2 separate regions of the Homo sapiens genome follow, and region 2 is linked to region 1. The links are chromatin loops, found by intact Hi-C in ENCODE. Cell type or tissue: mammary epithelial cell. All regions are shown on one strand. Each heading gives the region's core, and the rest is flanking DNA. Links, peaks and the distances in the headings are about the cores only.

Region 1 (10,623 bases), core at 944-8,943:
ATCTGGCAAATGGGAGTTGATAGAACTGCAGTATTCACGGATTGAGCAGTGTGTTGAGTCCTTAAGCACCGCATTTGAAAAGATGGCTGCGACTGTACTGGATGGTGATGAGGCGTATGAGCAATGGAACCAGGGACATTTGGGTTAGAAAACAGAAACTCAGGGAAGGCGTCAGTGCAGTTTTTAGTTATCTCAAGGTTTCATCCCGTGGAAGAAAGAAAACTTGGTGCTTTGTTATGTTCAGTTCCTGGGGATATATGTTATGGAACAGGGGAATGGATTTCAGATCAATGCAAGGGAAGACCTATCAGTCTCCCCTGCTCAAGGCCCAGGAGACATTTAAGCTTTAAATGTATATGTATATATATATAGTAACAATTCATACTATGTAGTGTGTGTGTGTGTATATATTGTGTGTATATATACATGGTGTGTGTATATATAGTGTATATAGAATGAATTGTATATATTGCATATATATTGTATATATACTTTCTATATATATGACAATAAATTGTATGGTTTCGCCACCTGTGGGCCTGACAGGGCAGGGGTGAGGGTGGAGAGCTGTGGAATGTTGTATTAACCACACTTAGCCCTAAGAAGCAAACTGGTACATCTGTTTGTTTTGGAAGTGGGGAAATAGAATTAAAGCCATGGAGGATAATCTTCATACTTGATTACTTTCTTTTTTATTGCTCTCTCCTCCCTCTCTGCCTCCCTGTTGTGGATTTGGGACCTTGAAGACTCTTTAAAACGGCCGCTGCTTTCAGGCAGCTGCTGTCTTGGCTCCTCCTGCCTACTTAGGTCTTCCCTTCTCAGGGAGCAGGAGCCTGAGGTCCCACCAGCACCAGGGCTGGGCCACAGCCAGCTTAGCCATGGTGGAAAATACGGCCTTTTCAGGACATATATGCCTGAGCAATTTAAGAGAATACACATACACATACACACACACACGTTGTATTAGTCCATTCTCACACTGCTATAAAGAACTACCTGAGACTGGGTAATTTATAAATAAAAGAGGTTTAATTGGCTCATGGTTTTGCAGGCTGTACAGGAAGCATGGCTGGGGAGGCCTCAGGAAACTTACAATCATGGTGGAAGGTGAAGGGAAAGCAGGTACGTCTTACATGGCTGGAGCAGAAGGAAGAGAGAGAGGAGTAAGGTACCACACACTTTTAAACAACCAGATCTCATGAGAACTCACTCACTATCATGAGAACAGCAAGGGGGAAGTCTGCCTCCGTGATCCAATCACCTCCCACCAGACCTCACCTCCAACACTGGAGATCATAATTTGACATGAGATTTGGGTGGGGGCACAAATCCAAACCATATCACATATAATGTGAAGAGCAAACACTTTTGAAATTAGAGGAAAATGTGTAAGAATTTGTCAATCACTAGTCCCTGCACAGTAATCCCAAGAAACTGAAAACAAAAGGACTTCCCTTGAAATGACAGTTTCCACTTAAAAGATCAAAGAACATTAAAAGCATCAATCAACAAACATTTATTGAACATTCTAGATAATCCTTAAAATCCTTGCAGAGTGACTACCCAGGAGCTTTTACCCAAGTTCACTAAAAAATTCAAAGGGCTCCCTCCACCCTAGAATGCCTCCGGCCTGGAGGCTGCTTTCTATTTTTGCAGCATGAGTGGATTATCTGGGTTACTGTGGTGACCTTCTGTGGTCCCCACACAGCTCTCTTCCCGCTGGTGTAACTGGGCCAAGGTGGCAGCCAATGCCTGGGCAAGGTGTGGGCAATAGGCCAGACTGGGATGCTCTGCAGAGCTCCTGCGCATTTGCCTGGTGGCTGGGGAGTAAGTTCAAAAAGGAGCAGGCAGTCATGAGTATGACTTCCACCTCTGACACCTATCTTTGGGAGCCACCCAGCTCACTCTGCAGCAGTGACCCAGGCATGGATATTGTGACTGCCCTTCCCAGATTGAGTAACTAGATGGGAACAGGTAGTTCAAGCTGGCACCTTGCTCACACCTAAGGTGGTGTTATAGCTGGGTCATTTCCCGAAAGCTACTGGAAAGGGTATTCTGTAAGAATTATGTCGTCTGGGCTTGGCATGGTGGCTCACACCTGTAATCCCAGCACTTTGGGAGGCCGAGGCAGGCGGATCACGAGGTCAGGAGATCAAGACCATTCTGGCTAACATGGTGAAACCCCGTCTCTACTAAAAATACAAAAAATTAGCCAGCATGGTGGCGGGTGCCTGTAGTCCCAGCTGCTAGGGAGGCTGAGGCAGAAGAATCACTTGAACCCGGGAGGCAGAGGTTGCAGTGAGCCGAGATCACGCCACTGTACACCAGCCTGGGCGACAGAGTGAGGAAAAAAAAAAAAAAAAAAGAAACAAAAATAGAAATCTGGGCTCAATCAAGTAAGAATTTAGTTGCCTACAACATTGCTCCATTTCCTTTCCAGGTGATGGCAGCAGTGTGGGGCAGTGGGAAGGGCTGAGTCGGAAGTCAGGGCTCCTGGGTTCTACTTCTGGTTCTGCTGGTCACTAGCTCTGGCCCCTTATATGCGTTTTTTGACCTCTTGGGCTTCATTTCTCTGTTGATGGAAGAGACGCCCATCAGATGATTGCTGAAGGCCCATCCTGCTCTAAGACCTGATGACACCTAAAGGAATGATGCCTAATGTCCTGACACTCACAAGTTACAAATAGCACTCCAAACCGGAGGACACAGTAAGAGCTACATTCATGGGTTTAACTGGTCTCTAAGAGCAGTTTAAATACCTGGGTAACCAGTCCCCATTACCCGCTCCCCAGTTACACCCTCTGATGGTTCCATTCACTTCTTTTCAGAGACCCTGACTGAGAAAGTGGGGGGCTTCAGGATGAGAACACCCCGTCCCATAAGGGAGACCCCTCTGCTGTCCCTGGGATCCCAATACCACTGAGCCTGGCCATCAGTGTCATCAACATCAGGCCCTGCTTCTCTGGGGTGCTGCTTCTCCTGCAACCTCGGCGCACTGAGCGTGTGTCTGGAGGTTCTCTGGGCAGCACCTGCAGCAGAGCTGGCCATGGCAGCCTCCCTTGGGTTTGCATGTGCTCTTCCTGACCAGATTGGTGAGGATACAGGCCTGCCAGCCTCCACCAAGGCCAGTATTGGTGTTGACAGACCAACCTGCAGCCTCCTCTTTCTGGGCGGCAGAACATAGGGTCCTCAGGCAAAATGCTCTCCTATACACTCCCCTGAACTCCCCAGTAGCCTGTGCCCTCCAGCTGGGGGGCACTGGGACTGCCATGGCCTCTTTATGCCCCCAGGGTACAGCCTCTGCTCAGATGCATTAGGGTAAGGCCCCAGCCCATTGCTTATGGGACCAGAGGCATCACACACAAGGGAAGCCGGCTGGGAGTGCGTATTAAGGCTATAGCCACAGCTGCGATGAATAGCCTGTAAAAGGGGCTCCAGCGTTGGGAGACAGTGGAGAGTGGAGGACAGTGGAGGGAGAGTGGGGGACTGTGGAGGGCACATGCCCAGCTGCAAAGGGACAGCCATGACTCGGCTCTGGCCAGAAAGTAAACACAATGGAGCCAGAGAGCTGATTTCTCAAGAGAAGCAATGATCTGGATTTTTTTTTTTTTAAGGTGGAATTCTTCTCTTGATCTTTAAATGCTGGCAATGATTTCAAACTTTAGAAACTCTGCATGGGCCAATACTGTATCAGACAAACTGAACACATCTGTGAGTCCCATTTGCTGGAGGGCCTCTGTATCTAGCCTCCTTGGCAAGGGCTGCTCAAGCCAAGAGCTGTCGTCTTGTCGACAGACAGACAGACAGACTCACGGATTGACAGATGCTTTTGGGCCTTGTTTCCCCTGGTTGCCCAGCAGAAAGCTGTTGTTCCCCATGTGACCTGAGCCAGGGCTCTGGCTAAACCCTTGGGAACTAGTGTGTGGACCAGATACGGGGTCCCTGAACTTGGACTAGATTGGAAGTTGGCCAAAATGACACCTCTGCTCCACCACCCTCTTCCTTTTCTTTTGAGGCAGGATCTCACTCTGGTTCCCCAGGCTGGAGTGCAGTGCCACGATCATGGCTCACTGCAGCCTCGACTTCCTGGGTTCAGGTGATCTTCCCACCTCAGCCTCCCCAGTAGCTGGGACTACAGGTGAACAGTACCATGCCCAGCTTATTATTTTTTTTTCTTTCTTTTTTTCAGTAGAGACAGGATTTCACCCTGTTGCCCAGGCTGGTCTTGAGGCCGCTCTTGGGCTTAAGTGATCCACTGCCTTGGCCTCCCAAAGTGCTGGAGTTACAGGTGTGAGCCACCGGTGCCTGGCCCGTCCTCTCCATTTTCTTGGCCTTTGCTTTGAGTTCCTGCTGGTCCTCATGTAGCCTGTTTCCTACTTCCTCATGGCAACTGGATGTTGGTAACTGATAAACCCGAAGATTTTCCCTTTCTTGGCTGTTTGCTTTATAATGAAGGGTTCTGAAGCCCAGAAATCACTAAAGAAGTTTATGGCTAGGGTGCAGCTTTCTGGGCTGGGCCTGCGCCAGGCTGGAGCTGCTGTCCACAGGCACTGCACTTGGTCCACTGTGTGCTTCACTGGCATAGAAGGGCCTGAACCTTGCCAGGCTTTCTCCCTCCCCCTGGACGGTAGCCGAGGGCAGACCTCATCTCTGGGGACCCAGACTCACAATCTGCCGCCTTGCTAGGGAGGCGACCAAGGCCTGCTCTCAGATCTGGTTGAACTGCTGGAACCGCTCCTTCCTTCCACGCACCCTGAGGGGAGGCCCCTGGGATGCTGGTCAGCGTGATTAAACTCAGTCTCTTTCCTCACTGGTCCAGGTGGCCACAGGCTTGTGCGGCTAGTGAAGTCTGCGCTGTAAAGATGCCCACGCTGCTGTCTCTGGCAGAGCTCACTTGGCTGGAGTGGGAGGGCAGTAGACAGGGCATGAAGGAGGAAAAGAGTGGGAAAGAAGGGCAAAAAAGGGCAAAAACTTGCTTCTGTATTTCTCGGCTTCTGTGAAACTCACTTGGCTGGTATGAAAATTCAGAAGAAAATTTTCAGAGGAACTTTTCACAGGGTATATTTCATTTGCCATGAAAACACTCAGTTGAGTGTGTGCATGTGTGTGCTTGAGTTGCTGAGAGGAGATATTGTGTGGCTTATATTTTAGATTTCGTGAAAGGTATTTAGCCACACACTCATTATAGCATGTGGCAGCTTGAAGTTCAAGTTAGCTTGCTGTGTTGTTGGTGTTTTTGAACCAGTGGGGGAATTACTGTTACTCTGGGATTTTTTTGGGTGGCAATTTAGATACAGTCCTGCCAGGAGAAGCTCTGGGAAATTTCTCTTTTTCTCAGGGTGTCCTGGGGCTGTTTTGGTTTGTTTTTGGGGTGCGGTGCCCTCTCTTCTCAGCAAATCCTTACCAAAGGGCTCAGCATGACTTTTCTGATAAAGCTGGAATCCCTGCGGGCTGCTTGCTCAGATGGATTTGGGCACCCCGGGGAAGGTGTTCTTTTGTTCCGCTGGCAGATGGGCGTGTTCAGTGCTGGTCTGGACATGTGATTCCGGCTGTGGTTTGGGGCTGAGACTGTCTTAGCTCTGACTTCGGAAGAAGATCCTGAGCTTGTCGGGGTCTTGGCACAGGGTCCTGAAAGCCGTATATGGATCAAGACATGGAAGAGAAGTGGGTTTGGGATTGGTGGGTGGGAGCTCTTCCTCACAGGGGCTCCTTTCTCGCTCGGCTTGCTTGGTTGTACTCACACCACTCTGGACTCCTGGTGAGGTCCTAAGTGGTTCATCTTCAACAAAAATGCCAGTTGAGACGCGGCAGAAAGATTTTAAAGGAGAGTCCTGGGGGCTGAGTTGACTCTAGCTAGGCACTGTGGTACCTTCCAGTTTCTTTCCATCTGTGCCTCTGGACAGCTGGGGTCAACCCCATGTACATAGGGTCGGTGGTTGCCCAGGAATAGTGAGGGGGGTGCAGGAAAGGGGGTGCTAGACTTCATGGTTTAGCTGAATTTTAAATGTTAACTAATTTAGATTTGAATAGCCATATGTGTCTAGTGGCTATTAGAGAGCGCAGTTCTAGAGGCTCCTTGTAGGTGGGGTTCCACGAGCACGAATGTGTGATAGCCTGTTGACTGTGAGTCATGCTTCCCAGGCAACATCATAACTTAACCCTACAGAGAGAGGGAGCCTCGGCCGGGCGCGGTGGCTCACGCCTGTAATCCCAGCACTTTGGAAGGCCGAGGTGGGCGGATCACGAGGTCAGGAGATCGAGACCATCCTGGCTAACACAGTGAAACCCCATCTCTAGTAAAAATACAAAAAAAAAAAATTAGCCGGGAGTGGTGGCGGGTGCCTGTAGTCCCAGCTACTCGGGAAGCTGAGGCAGGAGAATGGTGTGAACCCGGGAGGTGGAGCTTGCAGTGAGCCAAGGTCGCCCCACTGCACTCCAGCCTGGGCGACAGAGGAGACTCCATCTCAAAGAGAGAGGGAGACTCCAGAAGGCTCTTAAAGAGTGGCTTTGGGGGTGGGATTTGCAGACACCCTGATGGGCATTTTTTTCTTTCTTTTGGTTGTAGGTGGGGACTTTCGGCAACCCCCAGGTCACGATTCTTCAGCCCACAGCTCTCACATGGTGACATGTTCCTAGGATATGGGGATAACTCCTATGGAGTCATCCAATATTCTACAGAACTCTGGGATAGTCCTAGTGCAATATGTTTTGTCTTAGAATGAAGAGTTTGGGGGTTGGGAGTGGGAATGGAGATAAGAAAGGTTTTCCTTTTCATTTATAGCCTCCACTATGGCTTAAAATTTTGATTGCGTACCTGTGTAACTTTTATCTTAAAAAATACATAAGTACATAAAATTATTATAGGCCTTTTCTCTCTCTCTTTTTTTCCAGCTTTTATTTTAGACTCAAGGGTTACATGCATGGGTTTGTTACATGGGTAAGTTACGTGGTCACAGATAATTTTGTCACCCAGGTAATCAGTATAGTACTTGATAGGTAGTTCTTCAATCCTCACCATCCTTCCACCCTCCACCCTCAAATAGGCCCCTGTGTCTATTGCTCCCTTTTTTTTTTTTTTGAGACAGAGTTTCACTCGTTTCCCAGGCTGAAGAGTGCAATGGTGCGATCTTGGCTCACCACAACCTCTGCCTCCCGGGTTCAAGTGATTCTCCTGCCTCAGCCTCCCGAGTAGCTGGGATTACAGGCATGTGCCACCACGCCTGGCCAATTTTGTATTTTTAGTGGAGATGGGGTTTCTCCATGTTGGTCAGGCTGGTCTCGAACTTCCGACCTCAGGTGATCTGCCTGCCTCGGCCTCCCAAAGTGCTGGGATTACAGGCATGAGCCACTGTGCCTGGCCTTATTGCTCCTTTCTTTGAGTCCATGTGTACTTGATGTTTAGCTCCCACTTGTATGTGAGAACATGTGGCATTTGGTTTTCTGTTCCTGTGTTAATTTGCTTAGGATAATGGCCTGCAGCTCCACCCATGTGCTGCAAAGGCCATGATCTCATTTTTAAAAAAATACCTGTATAGCATTCCATGGTGTGTATGTACCACATTCTTTTAATCCAGCCTACCATTGATGGGCATTTATGTTGATTTCATGTCTTTGCTGTTGTGAATAGTGCTGTAATGAACATACATGTACTTGTGTCTTTATGGTAGAACCATTTATATTCCTTTGGGTATATACCCAGTAATGAGATTGCTGGATCAAATGATAGTTCTATTTTAAGTTCTTTGAGAAATCTCCAGACTGCTTTTCACAGTGGCTGAACTAATTTACATTCCCACCAGCAGTGTATAAGCATTCCTTTTTCTCTACAACCTTGCCAGCATCTGTTATTTTTTGACTTTTTACTAATAGCCATTCAACTGGTGTGAGATAGTATCTCGTTGTGGTTTTGATTTGCGTTTCTCTCATGATTAGTGATATTGAGCATTTTTTCTTATATGCTTGTTGGCTGCGTGAGTGTCTTTTTATGAGAAGTATCTGTTCATGTCCATTTTTTAATGGGGTTGATTTTCGCCTGTTTATTTGAGTTCCTTATAGATTCTTGATATTAGACCTTTGTCAAATGTATAGTTTGCAAATATTTCTCCCATTCTGTAGGTTGTCTGTTTACTCTGTTGACAGTTTATTTGTTTATTTTTTTGAGACAGAGTTTTGCTCTTTCACCCAGGCTGGAGTGAAATGGTGCGATATCTGCTCACTGCAACCTCCACCTCCCGGGTTCAAGCGATTCTCCTGCCTCAGCCTCCTGAGTAGCTGGGATTACAGGCACCTGTCACCATGCCTGGCTAATTTTTGTATTTTTAGTAGAGACAGGGTTACACCATGTTGGCCAGGCTAGTCTCAAACTCCTGACCTCAGGTGATCCACCCTCCTCGGCCTCCCAAAGTGCTGGGATTACAGGCATGAGCCATTGTGCCCAGTGATTCATTCTATTCTTTTCTTTTCCTCTTTCTTTCTTCCTTCCTTTCTTTCTCTTTCTTCTTTCTTTTCTTTTCTTTTCTTTCTTTCTTCCTTCCTTCCTTTCCTTCCTTCCTTCCTTCCCTCTTTTCTTTTCTTTCTTTTTTCCTTTCTTTTCTCTCTCTCTCTCTTTCACTCTCTCCTGTTGAGACGGAGTCTCGCTCTGTTGCCCAGGCTGGAGTGCAGTGGTGCGGTCTCTGCTCACTGCAACCTTCGCCTCCCGGGTTCGAGCAATTCTCTTGCCTCAGCTTCCTGAGTAGCTGGGATTACAGGCAGGCACCCCATGCCTGGCCAATTTTTGTATTTTTAGTAGAGATGGGGTTTCACAATGTTGGTCAGGCTGGTCTTGAACTCCTGACCCTGTGATCCGCCCGCCTCGGCTTCCCAAAGTGGTGGGATTATAGGCGTGAGCCACTGCGCCCGGCTGATAGTTTCTTTTGCTTTTCAGAGACTGTTTAGTTTAATTAGGTCCCACTTGTCAATTTTTTTTTTTTTTTGTTACTGTTTTTGGAGGCTTCATAATGAAGTCTTTGCCTGGGTCAATGTCCAGAATGTTATTTCCTAGATTTTCTTCCTGGGTTTTTATAGTTTTAAGTTTTACATTTAAGTCTTTAATCCATCTTGAGTTGATTTTTGTACATGGTGTAAGGAAAGGGTCCAGTTTCAATCTTCTGCATATGGCTAGCCAGTTATCCCAGCACTATTTATCGAATAGAGAGACCTTTTCCTGTTCCTTGTTTTTGTCAGTTTTGTCAAAGATCAGATAGTTGTAGATGTGTGGCTTTATTTCTGTGTTCTCTAACTGTTCCATTGGTCTATGTGTGTTTTTGTATCAGTACCATGTGGTTTTGGTTACTGTATCCTTATAGCATAGTTTAAAGTTGGGTAGTGTGATGCCTCCAGCTATGTTCATTTTGCTTGGGATTGTTTTGGCTATTCAGGCCCTTTTTTGGTTCCAAATGAATTTTAGAATGTTTCTTTTTCTAATTCTGTGAAAAATGTCATTGGTAGTTTGATAGGAATATCATTGAATCTGTAGATAGCTTTGGACAGTATGTCTATTTTAACAATATTGATTCTTCCTATTCATGAACATGGAATGTTTTTCCATTTGTTTGTGTTATCTCTGAGTTTTTTCAGCAGTGTTTTATAATTCTCCCTGTAGAGATCTCTCACCTCTCTGGTTAGCTATATTCCTAGGTACCTTATTTTTGTGTGTGGCTATTGTGAATGGGATTGCAGTCTTGATTTGGCTCTCAGCTTGGATGCTATTGGTGTATAGAAGTGCTACTGATTTTTGTACATTAATTTTGTATCCTGAAACTTTGCTGAAATTGTTTATCAGATCAATGAACCTTTGGGCAGAGACTATGGGGTTTTCAAGGTATAGAATCGAATTGTCTGGGCCAGGTGCAGTGGCTCATGCCTGTAATCCCAGCACTTTGGAAGGCTGAGGCAGGTGGATCACCTAAGGTTAGCAGTTCAAGACCAGCCTGGCCAACATGGTGAAACTCCATCTCTACTAAAAATAGAAAAATATTAGCCGGGCGTGGCGGTGCTCACCTATAATCCCAGCTACTTGGGAGGCCGAGGCAGGAGAATTGCTTGAACCCGGGAGGCGGAGGTTGCGGTGAGCCGAGATCACACCATTGCACAGCCTGGGCAACAAAAGTAAAACTCTGTCTCTTAAAAAAAGCAAAGAAAAGAAAAGAAAAGAAAAAAATCATATTGTCTGCAAAGAGAGAGAGTTTTTCTTCCTCTTTTCCTATTTGGATTAGGCCTTTTTTTTTTTTTTTTTTTTTTTTGGAGACAGAGTCTCACTCTCTTACCCAGGCTGGTGTGCAAAGTGGTGCGATCTTGGCTCACTGCAACCTCTGCCTCCTGGGTTCAAGCGATTGTCCTGTCTCAGCCTCCTGAGTAGCTAGGATTACAGGCACCCGCCACCACGCCCGGCTAATTTTTGTATTTTTAATAGAGACGAGGTTTCTTCATGTTGGTCAGGCTGGTCTCGAACTCCTGACCTCAGGTGATCCGCCTGCCTTGGCCTCCCAAAGTGCTAGGATTACAGGTGTGAGGCACCGTGCCTGGCCAAGAAGTACGATTTTTGCAAAAAAAAAAAATTCATATAAGAACATGTCCTGGCTAAAA
Region 2 (10,623 bases), core at 1,589-9,588, 250 kb before region 1:
CTGCGAGAAATTGTCCTCCAAACTACACACACACACACACACACACACACACACACACACACACACACACATATCCCTGAGGTTCAGCAGGGATCAGTGGAAAACAACTTAGAGGAAGTACAGCTGTTCCCTCTGAGGAGCGCTCGTTGGGGAAGCCAGGCCTAGGAAGAGGGGGTGTTCCTGGGCGGTGGCCTGCAGCCTTCCTTTCACTGAGGCATCCGAGCCCAAGGAGCTGCAGTCTCCCCTTGGGAATATGACATAACCATAGGAGGAAAGGGCCTTGAAAAAACAGACCGGTGTCCACATGTCCTTCGGCACAGGAAGCCCTGTCCCATCCTGTATGCGGGAACTCCAAGATCTGCCAACGCTCTAGCATCACCTCGTCTCCTGCCAGACAAATACCCCAAAGCCAGCGATCTGATAGGATGTGTTTATATTTACACGGTACATTTTAAAGCAATGGCTACATTGGTCATACATATTAGAAACCATAAAAAAAAGTTAAGAACTAAAATGTACATCATACACTTGTATATATATTTTTTACACAGAGGTAAAAAGGCTTATTATAAAAAAATCAATACAACAGGGTTTTTAGTATACAGGTAAAGAATGAATTATGCTTCAGGCACTTTAATTTGTTAATGTGAGCAAATAGCTTGGGGGGTCGGGGAGGCTTCTGGACAGAAAATCTTTTGGTTAATGTTTTGTTACCACAGATACAAAAATAAAATCTGAATAATTTCTCTCAAATGATTGACGTCAGTATGGCAAAGCTGACTGGGAAAATACTACACACTGTTCAGCTGCAGTGTGGCAATTAGAGACGTATTTACATAAATGTCCCCATGGCTGTCTTTGTGCCCTTAACCGATGCCTTCACAAACCAAAAAGTATACGTGGAGTAAGATCTGCTAGCGTAACTCTTAAAAGGGTGGAAAAGGACAAGGGGTGAAAGAAGAGAGAAACAGGTAACAACTAAATAGAGGTGACAAACAAAAAACAGCTGGGATATGTGCGTTCTTATTGAAATAAATAGGGGCACTTGAACTGAGGTCTAAGGAAACGAACATTAGTGTTGTGCTTTGTAGAGAAGAGACCCTAGAGAAAGACCCCAAGGAAGTGCCTCCGGGTCGGGGGAAGGTGGTCTCTCGACAGCACTGGAGGCTGGCTGAAGGTTTTCTAGATGTTCTCCAGGCATGGATGAGGTTCTCTTTTCTTCCATCAATCCAGATGGACAGCTCTCTGCTCCTTTTCCAAACTGGAAAGCCTAAACCAGTTACTCCAATGAATGAAGACGTCTACTAACTGACTCATAAGCACACTGGGTATTTACACCGGTAATCTACTAAAGAAAATCGATGAGCTTGTGGACGAGCTGGAAACAGCCCCATGAAGGTGAGCACAGCTAGCACTTTCCCAATATGATTGGCAGACTGGAAAAAAGTCCCTTTCCTTGAAGACTGGTGTCCTGTGTGCAATAAAGAAGGAGTGGGGAAAGGGAGTGGGGAGCAGGCCATGTCTTCTGCTGGCCGCTACCACAGAAAGATCGTGGCGGGAAGAACAGCCGGCGTCCGCAAGCCTGTCCCCGGTGGTCTCCACGAGGTTCTGATTGTACTATGCTAGGTATAGGTAACCACTCTTCACTTTTCTTCTTTCTTCAATAAGAAGATTTGGCTAATCCTTGCAACGTATTAGAAAAATACTCTTTTCCAGCTAATTAGAAGCCTCCTCCGTGGCAAGGCGACAGGCAGAACCAGTTGGCTGACCTAACCACCTGTGCACCCAAAGTGGCGAGTCTGGGTTTGGAGTTGCAGGAGAAAGACACTTAGGCATTGGAAGGGTTTTTACATATGGCCTTGTTTTTTCCCCAAGTATAAATGAGGAATTTGGTGATGTGAAATTGAGTCCAAAATGAAACGAAAACATAAACCCATGAAGAAAATGCAACCCACCACTCTTCAAATTTATGACATTTAAAAATCCCCTCTCCCCATTAATATAAAATAGCCAGGGGTTGGGGGGAAGAAGCTCCCTATGGTTTTATTCACCATAACCTTAGTGTTTCTCAACTGGAACTTGTTCGTGGGAACACTGATTTGTGTTTGAGGAAACTATTTGGTTTGCAAAACAACAAGCAAAATTTCTTACTTCACTAGTATCCTATTCTAATATTGCTAAATTTTTAGAAGTGGTGGCAACACAATTTAAAAAATGTTCTACTTTAGGGGTAATGGGGAGGCTCATAGAAACCTGAAATCCCCATTCTAGCCCTGGTCCAAGAGGATGCAATGCAGTTGAAGGAATTTTCCTGATTCTCACAAGTTAATCTGAAGTTAAGGCTCAATTCTCAGTCTATTACGGGTGAATGTTTTGCATCAGTGAATCATTTCAACAGATTTTGGGGGGGCAGAAAATGATGATGGGCTAAAGATAGAAACTGCAGCTTACATGGGAAATTTGGCTTTAGAAAAGTTAAAGCGATATTGTTTTGTGGTACAAGTTTGTTAACTAGCTCACCTCCTATACATAATAACTGACTGCAGGCTGAGATACTTCTGTCGGGTTTCATCATTCTCACATCCCATTTCCGCTGAACCAGATGCTTGCTAGCGACAGGCAAGGTGAACCAAGAGAAAGAGAGTCTTCGACGCTCTTGGAAAAATCAACTACAAAACCCACCGAAAATCAGCAGTTCCAATTGCAGACTCCTTTGAACTGGAAGAGGCGGGGGAGGAGGAAACAGGAAATCAACACATGGATGAGACAGTTAGCTTGGTTACAGATTGTTAATAGTACAGGAGTCTGTGGCGAAGGTTCCTTCCTCAGAACACTGTGCGAGCGTGTGTGTATGGATGTGGCTGCTGCAGTGTGGGCGGCAGGGGGAGTGGAGAGTCTACCCGGCAGCGTCCCTGGCTGGAATGGTGCCTCGAGGTACCAGGGAGCTGGGAGGCCGCTTGCCCTCCTCGCTCCTTGGAGTGGAAGGGAGCGGGGGAGAAGATGAGAGTATGTAAGAGACGAGTTCCCCTGTGGCTGCGGATGGAGGGAGAAGGGAGGGAAACTGAGTCACGCGGCCGCTTTGTGCTTCCCGCCACAGCACCTGCACATCACTCCGCAGTGGTAGCAGGCCCGAAGGGGCAGGTAACAGCACATACAGGGGGCCAGGAAAGACAAGGCAATAAGAGCCATCCACCGGAGGCAAAACTTCTCGTCGCTAGTATCGCACGAGCAAGGGTCTGTATAGTCTCCCTCGGGGTCCGACATACAGTGATAGAGCATGCTGTCCGCGCACCACATGCAGCTCACCCGGCGGATGCAAGTTCTCACGGAGTCGGGCGCGTCCTGGCAGTGGCCCCGGCGGTTCTCCTCGTGGTTGAACATGTCCCTGCAGTACACGCACCGCGAGCGCTCTCCGTCCTCCTTCCGCCGCCGCGACTTGCCCCGGGAGGGCTGCGTCTTGATCACGCTGCCCCCGCGGCCTTTGGGGTCCTCGCCTAGGCCAAAGTCTGAGGAGTCCACGTAGGGGTAGTTGTAGTCATGCTTGGGGACCTCGCCCTTGGCGAAGCGCACGTAGGAGGAGTCCGCGTCCTCCGAGGGGTCCGGGTACTTGCCCCTGACGGGTGCGTGCCGGTAATCCTCGTACCCCGTCATCCAGATCTTCTCCCGGGGGTTGATGCGCACGATCTCCTCGTCGTCGTCCGGGAAGCTCACCTGGCGGTAGGGCCTTGGCATCGGCTGTCCCGTAGGAGAGGAGACATTATTTTACAGCAGCGGCCAAAAAACAAACAAACAAAAAAACACCCCACCTTCTCCCTCCCTAGCCGTCCAAAATGCACCTTTCTCGATAACTCCATCACGATGCTCCGTGAAGAAACAGACCCTTCCTGAAATTACTGAATATCCTGTCGCCCAGTCAGAGATGTATTTCAAATAGAGTCTCAATCCATTAATGGGCCAGGAAATCAATTTCGTGGGTTGAGACCGGCAGTATTTTCCCTTTCTGGTGACGCACTGCCATACAGGCAGGGGAGTGTGCACATGGCAAGGGCACAGTGTGATGCGTTCTCAGGAGCATGGCACACTCAGATCAAGAGGCAGAACAGGACCTGTGCCCCAGAGTATCTTCCGCCTCCCTCAGGGATCTCCTAGCCCCAGTGTGAGGGCTACACTCACTTCTAAAGGCCTGCATTAGTTTTGCCTATTTTTGTATGGTATGTTCTCTTTTGTAAGGCTGGCTTTTTAAAAATTGAAATAGAATAAGGACACTGGAGTGCAATACATGTGAGAAGGTAAGTCCTGTTTTACGAAACTTCATTATCCATATGTGCACAATATGTCCACAAAGGATCACAATAGGAGATGCATTTCTCCCTGTGGGTGTCTCCTTCAAGAGACAGGGGACACTAGGAAACAGTAGCTCACCATGTCATCTGGTGAGATGCGGACAGGAGAAGGATAGAGTGAAGGCTCCGGAAACTGAAGTTTCACTCCTGCCAGGATCTCACAAATAGTGAGTGGCCAGACCAAGAGCCACACCCTCTAGAAACCTGCAAATCTAAGCTGCATTCTCCCTCAGGGTGGAAGAGGCTTTTCTCTGCAGTTAGTCCTGCTACAGGCTGCAACCCTGCCTTGTCCAGAGCAGCAGACACTGAATAAATATTTATTAATTACATGCATATAACCCTGGCTCACCCAGGGCCTCTCAGTGGAGGCAGAGAACTGAGACTTCTTGCTTTCGAAGTCCTTTGGGCATGAAGGTTTTTCAGGGGTTGAGGAACGTGGCTCTGGAGTGACTCACTGCAGTCAAATGCTGACATTTTCTAGCTAGTACCTAAGACTCAGGTTCCATTTCTGTCGAACTGCATAGGACTGTTTTGAGAATGAAGAGAAACAATCTACAGAGGGTGTCAGCTCACAGCCTTGCTCACAGGATGCACTTGATAACTCTCGCCATCACAGTCATTATCATATTGTTACGGACTTGATCATGCGCTTATTAGATTTACCCATCACTTCCTACCAGAGGGCAGGGCCATGTCCCACACATTTTACCTTAATTCCTGTCAAATTCTTGGTATCAGAGTTGCCTAGATTTTTGAAAATCATGATTTCAGAAGGATTTCAAAACAAATCTCGGAAACTGACACGGGCTTTACTAATTCTTTATTTTGGACAGTAAGGAAAGTAAAAAAGTTAATTTCCATCTACTGCTAGCATAATGTGATATTTATTTATTTATTTATTTTTTGAGATGGAGTCTTGCTCTGTTGCGATGACGCAATGGCGCAATCTTGGCTCACTGCAAGCTCCACCTCCTGGGTTCACGCCATTGTCCTGCTTCAGCCTCCCGAGTAGCTGGGACTACAGGCGCCCGCCACCACACCCAGCTAATTTTTTGTATTTTTAGTAGACACGGGGTTTCACCGTGTTAACCAGGATGGTCTCAATCTCCTGACCTTGTGATCCACCTGCCTCGGCCTCCCAAAGGGCTGGGATTACAGGCATGAGCCACTGCACCTGGCCAATAATGTGATTTTTAAATAGGACATTTTAATCCCAAAATATTAGGAAGCACAATCTAAAATAATTTTTTTAAAAAGAGTCAAATAAATCTAGTTTTATGTTTAAAAACAAAACAAAACAACTCACTGCCCTTTTTTCTCATTTCAAAGCAGCCTAGTGGCCACAGCACCCCACACAGGCACCAGTCCATGCCCCATGATTTGGGAACTTGCTCTGCAAAGCAGCCACTTGGTAAATATTTGTTGAACTACCGAATTCTGAGCTCCAGCTACATCCGCCTGAGCAAGACTGGGCCTGTAGCCTGTAAGGCTGGGGGCTCGAGCCAAGTGTGCAGCATTCCTTAGTCCTGATTGTGGCTCTGGGCTTCCACACAAAGCTGGGAGGCCCTTTGGACAGAGGAATGCAGGACGCAGTGTAGCCCCCTGGGTGAGAACAGGCTTGGATTTGAATCTCGTTCCATCAGATACTCCACCTCTCTAAGCCTCAGCTTCCTCATCGATAACCTGGGGAGGCTGAAGACTTGCCTTGTGGGGCAGTTTCTGAGGATTAAACCACATAAAGCATATAAAGGGTCTGGCAAGGTGTCTGGCACACAGAAAACACTGGATGAGGCTGAGGTGCCACCACCAATGCCACTTTCAATATGAAGTGGGGGTAAAGGCAGGAGCAGGAGAGGCCTGTGGTCATGGAATTTGGCTGAATAGGAGGGGAAAGAGGCCATTCCAGAATCAGAGGCACCACCCTGATGCCCTCAGAGGAACAGGGCTGCTGCTCACCTGATCGAGGTGATAGTGGTCTGTGGGGTATGAGTCGTGGAGGTGGCCCAGGGTATAAATCCTCCGGTGCTCACAGGATGTGGGAGAGGAGATTGTCCGAGTAGGTTGCTCTCTCTTCTGAGAGGAATTAGAAGAACTGTCTGTAGCTGTCTGTGTAGAGGGAGGTAACCAAGAGTCAATTTAAAAACAACAACAAAAACCCCACGCAGCAAACCCTGACATGCACTATTCAAATACTAGCTATTCCCTGGTTGTGGCAATTTGCTGCTCTTCCCAAAATCTTGAGTTTGTCTTGGCTACAACAGGAGGACCCCTGAATGGCCAGATTGTCTAAACACAATGTGGCTGGTTCAACAGGCAGAGAAGCCCAGCCACCAGACCCTGGAAAGGTAGGTTTTTCTTAAATGCGGGAATAGTGACTGGGTGCGGGGGGAAAGGCTGGATATACCAGGCTCCCCAAAGGTTTGTGTTCTAGTTTGATCAAGAATGGTTACCCTGGCCAGGCGCGGGGGCTCATGCCTGTAATCCCAGCACTTTGGGAGGCCAAGGCGGGCGGATCACCTGAGGTAAGGAGTTCAAGAGCAGCCTGGCCAATATGGCAAAACCCTGTCTCTACTAAAAATACAAAAATTAGGCAGGCATGGTGGCAGGTGCCTATAATCCCAGCTACTCGGGAGGCTGAAGCAGGAGAATTGTTTGAACCCGGGAAGCGGAGGCTGCAGTGAGCCAAGACTGAGCCACTGTACTCCAGCCTGGGTGACAGAGCAAGACTCCATCTCAAACAACAACAACAACAACAACAACAACAACAACAACAACAACAACAAAAACAAAACATAAATAAAAGAATGGTTATCCCATCTGTGGCCCTGGTTGTGAGGTGTTATGGCAAGCAGGGAAGACGCACACAGGCAAAAATGAAACCCACGTGTTTATATGGAGGGGGGAAATCTCCACCTGGGAGAGTCTCAGAGGTAAGGATACCGCTGGCTGGCGTATCTTGAGTACTGGATTTCCAAGAATAAATTTTGTATCTTTGGGGTTGGGAGCAAGACTTGGAGGTCACTTTAAACTGGAAGTGAGATGGATGACTGCATAGAAAAACAGAGGCCACCTCTGTGAAGGGGGAGTACAGAGCTGTTTTGCCCAGTAGAGATGTCAAGTTAAGACTGGAGTCTCCGTAACCATGTCTTTGGAAGGTGATTAGCTATCAGTGCGCACTGTACAAGCAGATCCCACAGGCACCCAGTATGCCACCTGATATGGTTTGGCTGTGTCCCCAACCAAAACTCATCATGAATTTGTGGGAGGGACCTGCTGGGAGGTAAGTGAATCATTGGGGCAAGTCTTTCCCGTGCTGTCCTCGGGATAGTGAATAAGTCTCAGATCTGATGGTTTTAAAAAGAGGTGTTCCCCTGCACAAGCTCTTTTTTTGCCTGCCACCATCCGCGTAAGATGTGACTTGCTCCTTCTTGCCTTCCGCCATGATTGTGAGGCCTCCCCAGCCATGCGGAACTGTAAGTCCAATTAAATCTCTTTCTTTTGAAAATTGCCCGGTCTCCGGTATGTCTTTATCAGCAGCGAGAAAATAGACTAATACTCCCACCTGAGACACAACGGAGCAGGCCAGGCGACCCCAGGTGGTGGTCATACTCCACAACCCTCTGGGCCCAGGGGCTATCCAGGGGCCTTGTTAGATGCAGCTGGCAACCATCTTTAAAACCAGGACCCCCAGAATCCCTACCCTTCCTTCTGCTTGCTTAGAGTGACATATCTCTCCACCCTCTACCATTCCCCAACTAAACAGATGAAAAGAAAAGGCTTTTTCTGATCTCTAGATGCTCTCTTTCTTGCAAATCTACAGGAACTTTCCTTTGGCTACTGTTTCTTACTTGTATATTCCCCTCATCTCATTTGCTTATATATATATTTTTAAATGTATTTATTTATGTATTTGGGACAGGATTTTGCTTTGTCACCCAAGCTGGAGTGCCGTGGCATGAACACAGCTCAAGTGATCCCCCTGCTTCAGCCTCCTGAGTAGCCGGGACAATAGGTGTGCACCACCACCCCTGGCTAATTTTTGTATTTTTTGTAGAGACGGGGGTCTTGCCAAGTTGCCCAGGCTGGTCTTGAACTCCTGGGCTCAAGTGATCCTCCTGCTTTGGCCTCCCAATATGCTGGGATTACTGCCATGAGCCACCATACCCTGACTTATCTATCACTTTACATGTTTTTGTTAGCTATCATAAATCATTTTAGGGACAAGGGCAAAACAAATAGACTTACAAAAGTTCTTTTTATCCTCCTCTCATTTATAAAGTAGTACATACTTAGAAAAAAAGCACTACAAGAATTTAGGAAAAACACACCCATATTTCCATTATGCAACATAAGCATTGTTAGTTTTTACACCTTGGTCCACATGTGCAGCATCCCTCTGGAGACCCAACCCTCCTGGATGTTTCTCTACTTGGGTTTGGTCTATGCCATGCATGGCTGATGCCTGCTTCTGATCCCCCAAGCCATGGTGACTAATTTCAATATGAACACACGGTGCTCTCCGAAGCAATATAGAGAGACTTTTGACAGAGCGGTCAGAAAAGCAGCTGTCTCCATTTCTGTAATCAAGATCTAAGGGTCCTATAAGCCTTGAATCCTGGCACGGGTGTGGGGAAAGGACTTGTCTGAGGATGGGAGCAAGAGAAGCCACCCTTAGTCCCTTTGAGCTGCTGGATCCAGCCAAGCCTGAATCCTGACCACTCGAGGATGTCCCAATGATGACACCAATTCTCTTTTGTGACTTAAGCCAGAATACACTGGGTTTGTCACTTGGGTGCACTTTCCCTTCACTATGGATTCCTTCCAAAGCAGTCCCACAGGCACCACACTCCTGGCTTCTCTCTACCCCTTACTCCTCCCCAGGTTCCCTCCTCTTCCTCACAAACAACTCTTCTTGGTGTCATATGTGTGAGTGCTTATGGTGTGCCAGGCCCTGAGCTACTTGTGGACACGGTTCCTCAGCATGGCCAGCAGGTCACAGGTAAAACACTATCTCCATGTCACACACTGGCACTAAGGGACTCTGAGAGATGGTGAATCCAGGCCATGGCAGCACAGTCACTGGCAGAGCTGGGACTGAAATGCAGCCTCCCTGACCACAAAGCCCAGGGAGATTTCTAATAGGCCCCACACACTGCTGCCTCTCACAGCCAGGTAAGTCCACTTCCAGCTCCTATGCTAAGAGGTATTTTGTTGAGATTAACACAAAACACAACTTCTCCAAGTCACAAGGTACACCCTGCTGTATACAAACCCAGGAGATGAGGAGATGATGTCTCACAGTACAAAGGTTACTACAGATCTCAATAAATACCTCTCAAATGAGTAATCAGGGCCTTTCAGTGTGATTCAAATCTCAAGAGTTAAATTCTTATCCAACAGCCACGTTACAGTCATCTATTAGGTTAGAAGTTAGCCTTGTGTTGAACATTGTAATAAGCTCTCAGTACTTAGTTCTCAGAAGCCCATTTAACACACCACGGTCACCACTGTGTTAGTCATCTGTTCACCCTAACTCAGCCTATTTTCTGTGACCCACTTTTGGGTTAACAATGTGTAGAAAGTCCTTCTGAGAAATGAGGCACATCCGGCTTTTCCTAGGACTCATTAGTCGATCAGAAATGCTACCTTCCGATATTCCCATCCCACCTCCCCAGCCCTCTCTCCCTGCACAGTCCAGTGCAAAGCTCCCCAGACATTTGTCAGAGGATGTGAGACTGAGAAAGGCCTTATCTGATGACGAATTTCTACAGTGAAGCAAGAAGGCCAGAAGACCTCGAGAGGCATGTCCACAGTCTACTGCCTCCTGAGGGCAGAGCTGAGGTTGCGTCCTAGCCGAGCCTGCAGTCTTCCAGGCCCAGCTGTTCAGGGTTGTCTGAACTCCCAGAAGATTCCATTGGAAGCCAAGGCTATTTCAGATGGATACTAACAGATGATTCTTACAAAGCAGCTAGTGTGACCTACAAACAAAAGGAATGTACTACCAGGGCATCTCCAAGAAAGGCAAAGGGGAAAAAAAATCTCCTTTTACCCTCATGCACCTCTGAACTGGCTCTCCTATAACTCTGCCCTGGTTTCCGTGGGCTGCAGAAAAGCAGCCCACCTGAGGTATGCACATACCTAATACACAAGCAAGATTCTTAAACATCTCTCTGTTATTTCTGTGCACAAGCTACTGACACCTACCAACCTACCAATCTGAAAGCTGTCACCTTCAATGAAAAAGTTGGCAATCACATGCTCCCAACTGTATCTACACTCC

The links. A loop is a pair of places that touch in the nucleus more often than their neighbours do. Peaks named below come from ENCODE experiments on the same cell type or tissue, not always from the same donor. Only the 100,000 strongest peaks of a DNase experiment are listed, where the experiment ranks them.
Region 2: a loop joins it to region 1, with 3 times the contacts of the local background. A loop is called at or near these places in 4 of 110 quality-filtered maps.

What each region holds. Positions count from the first base shown.
Region 1 is chr2:65,561,327-65,571,949 of GRCh38, forward strand. No RefSeq gene overlaps it. Among named protein-coding and RNA genes, the nearest start is that of LINC03050, 36 kb to the right of the region's middle. In mammary epithelial cell, for the core only: no CTCF peak of the experiment used is centred there; DNase peaks (open chromatin) are centred at 5,505 and 6,115; H3K4me3 peaks cover 1,010 bases; H3K27ac peaks cover 2,027 bases.
Region 2 is chr2:65,310,435-65,321,057 of GRCh38, forward strand. It overlaps SPRED2 (sprouty related EVH1 domain containing 2), which reads right to left. Exons shown (of 6, transcript NM_181784.3): 5 at 6,300-6,449; 6 at 417-3,735. The coding sequence ends at 3,067. Among named protein-coding and RNA genes, the nearest start is that of ACTR2, 88 kb to the left of the region's middle. In mammary epithelial cell, for the core only: a CTCF peak has its summit at 5,705; a DNase peak (open chromatin) is centred at 5,837; H3K27ac peaks cover 2,529 bases.